Linked DNA regions of Homo sapiens: region 2 is linked to region 1. The links are chromatin loops, found by intact Hi-C in ENCODE. Cell type or tissue: IMR-90. All regions are shown on one strand. Links, peaks and the distances in the headings refer to the core of each region. The heading gives the core; the rest is flanking DNA.

Region 1 (2,924 bases), core at 173-2,672:
AATGATCTATATTTTAGTCTCAGCACATCTTTAAATGTTTTTTTCTCTTAAAAAGCTATGTTGGAACTAAGAAACCCTTCAAATCTACACAAATAGGTCTTTGTGTAATAGGATTATAAATAAGTATATAAACCTTCATAAAATAGGTTCAGGAAAGTTTTCCTCTACCATATATTTAATTGTGGCTTTTGTTCATTTCAGTCTCCTTCAAGAACAGCCTTATCCATATATTGAGATCTCTGTTCTCCATTCAGTCAGTCACTTGTCATTTTTATCTCTTTGCCTTTCCCCACTGCATCCTAGGAGAGCTTATAAACTGTAAAATCCACATTGCTATTATCCAGAACATTTTTCTCTTCAATTACTCCAATATAGATTTTATTTAGAATGCATTTTAATTTTTCTTGCATGTCTCCCTTTTGTCTTCCATTTTCTTTTTCATCTTATCTGGTTATCTTTTTTAAAAAAATCTCTCATGCTGTTAACATTTTGTACCAACCTACCCTTTTCACAACCTGCCTGTTCCAATTTCTTTAAAACCACTTTTTTGCACTCCATTAAATATACCTACCTCAGTATCTAGCACTTTCTAGTTATACAGTAAATATTTGTGGAATTAATTAATTTTAAATGAACAATTGAACCTTAGACTGTAGGTCAAGTTCCATAGTAAATGGAAAAGATACTATGCTAACAAAATTGGCAGTGCATCCAAAAGAAAACAAAATGTCTTTGCTTTTTGTGTTCCAGTTTTATCCAAAGTCCGTTTTTAAGGTGTAGTTTAAAAAAAGTATCCAAAATTTAAACCTGTTTAATAAAAATAACTGATTATCATTAATACTGGATCCAGCCTATGTAATAAGGCACTTCTTTTAAAAAAAATTGCCTTGAAGAAAAAATTTCTTTCTGAAACATTGAAACCTCCTTCTGCTCACTTTCTTGCACTCTATGAATGTATTTGAAGCTTCTTCTTTTTGTGTTTTGCTGGGAAAAGGTCCAAATTTGAAATATTAACAATAGCACAGTTTAAAAAAAAAAAAAAAAAAGGAAAGAAAACTCTTTTGGTCATTTTAACCAGCCACAAGTGGCCAGCGTAAACTTCCTTCATGAAAGCTTCTTGCCTAGAGGTGGAACTGGGTCATTATATCTGTACAATAACCACCCCTACAAACAACATACGAATGCCAGATGGTTGGAACTGTTCCATTAAGAAACTGATGTCTTCATTGTTTGGAATTTGATTTTGTAGCTTTCTCCATATAGTGATTTGATTGCAGTATTTGGAAGCTTTGAAAGCTTTCCCATAAATTATTCCACCTCTTGAATGTGAAACTAGGGTAGGCTCATTAGCCTGTTTTTCCGTTAGTATGCTACTTCCACCTTCTTACTCAGAAGTGGATAATTTAGGCAGAATTCATAAAAAGAAAATCTGGGTTTTATGCTTTGGTTGTTTCTTCAAGGAACTTACTACTGCATATTTCTCTCACTTTAAACTTTTTATTTCTTTTCTTTTCTTTTATTGTTATTGTTTTGTAGAAACAGATTCTCTCTATGTTGTCTAGAGTGGTCTCGAACTCCTGGCCGCAAATTCCTGGCTTCAAGCAAGCCTCCTGCCTCAGCCTCCCAAAGTGTTGAGATTACACGCATGAGATTGAGATTACACTTCACCCAGCCACTTCTTTCACTTTGTTCATGGAATATTTATGTAGCAATTCTCATGAAAAATAATATAATAATCACTAACAAAGTTCTTAGTATGTCCTTACCTGGCTCTTATATTACTTTCAGGTTCTTACACTACTCTAAACATTTTATACACATTAACTCCTATGAGCATCACAACTCTGTGACATGAATACTGTTATTATTTCCATTTTATTGAAGAATAAGGAATACTGAAGTCAAGTAACTTACCTAAGATCAAGTAGGCAGTAAGTGGCAGAACTAGGATGTTGATACAGTCTGTGTTCTTAGCCACCTCGCCACACAGCACATTGTGGAAGTCCCAACTAATCTATCTTATTCAAAAGAACAATGGTAAAACAAAATTCTCTGCTCCCCACTTATTCCTCATCAATATGAACAGAGCCTTGGCATTAGTGTAACAAATGGCTTGTCTATTCCAAGCCTTAGAGAAAACCCCACGGTATACAACCACCTATCAATAGGTCCAGTCTTTAAAGAATCTTGGAGAGCCAGCTGGGCGTGGTGACTCACGCCTGTAATCCCAGCACTTTGGGAGGCCAAGGAGGGCAGATCACGAGGTCAGGAGATCGAGACCATCCTGGCTAACACGGTGAAACCCCATCTCTACTAAAAATACAAAAAATTAGCCAGGCGTGGTGGCAGGTGCCTGTAGTCCCAGGTACTCGGGAGGCTGAGGCAGGAGAATGGCATGAACCCAGGAGGCAGAGCTTGCAGTGAGCCGAGATCGCGCCACTGCATTCCAGCCTGGGCGACAGAGTGAGACTCCGTCTCAAAAAAAAAAAAAATTCTTGGAGAGATCCATTATTCTGTTCATTAAATAAAGGTTTCTTACCCCTAAAATTCTTTACAAACTACCTTGCTATGAATCTTTGTGTACCCCCATTTTCTTAAAGTGAAACATGAAATTTAAAAAAATATCCATCTGCAGGAGAAACGAAGTGTGGCATGAAGTTACAGAAAATGGAAGTGACCTATAAAATCAACACTACAAGGAGTTTTACAACATGGTCATTATTGTGATATTACTCAGGATCAGTAGGTCCTAGGGGAAAGACATATGCCTGACCTGAAAGTGAAAGAACATGGGGACATGATAACCACAAACACTTGGAATAAGACACTGCAAGAAGACGACTCAGGGAAACTCAGTAGTTTAAAGGGCTCTAGAGAACATCCTTATTCAAAGGCAAGTATTTAAGAGTCATCCTAAGATTAGC
Region 2 (2,924 bases), core at 139-2,638, 52 kb after region 1:
GAATTATTTTATTTATTTCCATATATCTCAGTAGCATGTTTATAGCGATATTTCTTGATTTGTCAGTTTTAGACATTATGTATTGGCTGGCTTGCTCCTCTGCGTAGACTACTTCTTTACCTCTTCCCCACTTCCACCATCCCCAAACACATACATGCATGTATGCACACACACATTCCCATGTACACTCACACATACCCATACACACATGCATATGTGTGCTCACTCACACATACAAACACATTCATATACATGTATATACATACACATATATACTCACACACATATATGCACATACACATATACATGCACACACACATCCTATCCCCTGATATTCCTGGCATGTTTAGATATTAATTTTGTTTAGCTCAATAGTCAATATTTACATTGAACCCAGTTGGGCCAGCACTTTTGTTTTCTATGGTATTACTAATTACATTTTTATTTGCTTTGTTTTCTATACATTCATCACAAATGCACCAAGTTCTTCTCCATTGCCTAAATCTCCTTTCAATATATTCTTTCACCCTAATAATTCCTTCTTTTGGAGCTGTCTCCTGGAGCTTGCTGACCTGTCTTCACTTGTTCGGTGGCTCCCTACACCTGCTAAGCGGCTGCCACCCTGGGATCTTCCTTGGCCTCACCCTGAGGATTCCCTTTGCCTCTGCCTTCCGGGGGATCTCCTGTTTCATGGGTCACATGTCTTCTGTTTTGTTTACTCTCTCATTGTGGTGGAACATCTCCTCTCGTAGCTTCCTGACAAAGGATGTTTGGATGGTAAATTCCTAGAGACTCCAAATGTCTGAAAACATCTTCAGTCCATTGCATACTAACGATATTCTGACTGGGAATAGAATTCTAGGTGGAACATTTTTTTTTTTTTTAGTATTTAAAAAAAAGATCCATAGATTTCTAGTCTCCTCTCTTGCTGTTGAGAAATCCAAAATCGTTCTCTGCTAACATCTCCCCACCATCCACCTCTACCTCCAAGCTTATAGGATTTTTCTGTCTGTCTCCAGGGTTTTGTAATTTCATAATGATGTACCAGCCAAGGGCCTGACAGGGAACCAACCATACTCTTAGATGGAATTTCTGGAGACTTTTTAATGAAGGAACTATGTACACAGACCACGATGAAAGGAACCCAAAGGAAGCTAGCAGCACCCTTTGACCTGAAGGTGCGGAGGAAAGAAATATCAGATTCTGGTTGTGAGCTGCTGCTCTGGATCATGGATTGCCCAACAGGAACTGAGCAGCAGCAGTTCTCCTTGCCAGGACTGTGCACAACTTTGTCATAGCCTGCATCATCTGGTTGTGGTGGTTGTGGTGAGAGCAAAATCATATTTATGTCCTCACTTACGTGATCTTCTCCAGTGAGAACTTGGTGCTTGCCAGCTGTGTATTGGTCTCTGGCTTATCAGATCCTCTTCCCTAGATTCTCACAGAATAAATTTTTTTTTTTTTTTTTTTTTTTTTTTTTTTTTTTTTTTTTTTGTGCTGAGGGACAGGGTATGCGTTTTTGTTTTTTGTTTTTGTTTTTTTGAGACGGAGTTTCACTCTTGTTGTCCAGGCTGGAGTGCAATGGCATGATCTCAGCTGACTGCAACCTCTGCTTCCAAGGTTCAAGCAATTCTCCTGCCTCAGCCTCCCGAGTAGCTGGGATTATAGGCTCCCGCCACCATGCCCAGATAATTTTTGTATTTTTAGTAGAGACAGGGTTTCACCATGTTGGCCAGGCTGATCTCGAACTCCTGACCTAGGTGATCCACCCACCTCAGCCTCCCAAAGTGCTGGGATTACAGGTGTGAGCCACCTCGCCTGGCTCATTCTTGCCATTTCTTTCTTCTTCTTTTATTATACTTTAAGTTCTGGGGTACATGTGCAGAACGTGCAGTTTTCTTACGTAGGTATACATGTGCCATGATGGTTTGCTGTACAGAATGGGATAAATGTTTGATGTGGTTACAGGAAGGTGAGATAACTTAGTTGCTGGAACTTGGTGGGAGGAAATAGTTCAGTTAGCCAACAGGGAGGAACTACAGCTCTTGGCCCACTTTTCCAGGGCCCTGTGCAGGTGTCTGTTTGGCAAGAAGTAAACAGACAAGTGGAAGGCCTTAAAGGTAATCCTGCTAAGTAGGACACACATTGGCAGTCCTTGAAGGAAAATATCACTCACTCACAGGTCCCAGGATGGGCCAAGCCCAGTCCTGATAGGGCAGCTGCTGCCTTCTACAGTAGCATCATTGTATGAGCTAGAAAAATGTAGTCCCTTTGTAAAAGGTACTCCCTCTGTAGAGACAATAAAAAAGATGCTCCCTCTGCACAGACCCAGACTGTGGGGGCATGGCTTAGTGAGCAGAGCAGAGCGGAATGCTAACCACCGTTCATTCCCTGGGCCAGACACCTTTTGTCAAATGGACAAACTTTACAACCATGTAAAGCAGCCCTCAGTCCTCATGTAGTGATTCTGACAAATTTTCCATGTATAGACCGTGGCTACAGTAGGGCATCATGACACTGGGGAAAAAGAAAGCTCTATTGTCATCATCCCAGAGCCAGCCCATCCCAGAGCAAAATAACAACAACAAATTTGGGGAAACTAAAATCACAGAAAGATGAATGGTAACCAACTTAGCAGACTCAAGAAAGGTGAATCTTAAGCCAGCAACAGGGAAAAGCCAAAATGCCACCAGAATTATACCATGAATTATATCATGCTCAGATGCAGCCTGTCCCATTTCTCTAGGATGTTCTTTATTTGGAAGCAAGCTTCATCTATGAGCATAATTGCATTGTTCTCCAAGTAAGGCCAACGGAAGCCTGGAAGGGACTCTGCTAGCCATTTCTGTGGCTGTTAGAGCTGACTATGATGGTATAGGGAGCCCGTCCCGCATTTAGCTCCCTTTAATACCTTGGGCAGAGGT

What was found. Hi-C counts contacts between places; a loop is a spot of excess contacts. Peaks named below come from ENCODE experiments on the same cell type or tissue, not always from the same donor. Only the 100,000 strongest peaks of a DNase experiment are listed, where the experiment ranks them.
Region 2: it touches region 1 in a loop (2.3-fold over the local background); 1 of 110 quality-filtered maps calls a loop at or near these places.

Annotation. Positions count from the first base shown.
Region 1 is chr9:111,055,575-111,058,498 of GRCh38, forward strand. No RefSeq gene overlaps it. Among named protein-coding and RNA genes, the nearest start is that of LPAR1, 19 kb to the left of the region's middle. In IMR-90, for the core only: no CTCF peak of the experiment used is centred there; a DNase peak (open chromatin) is centred at 1,177.
Region 2 is chr9:111,107,863-111,110,786 of GRCh38, forward strand. No RefSeq gene overlaps it. Among named protein-coding and RNA genes, the nearest start is that of LPAR1, 71 kb to the left of the region's middle. In IMR-90, for the core only: no CTCF peak of the experiment used is centred there; a DNase peak (open chromatin) is centred at 1,289.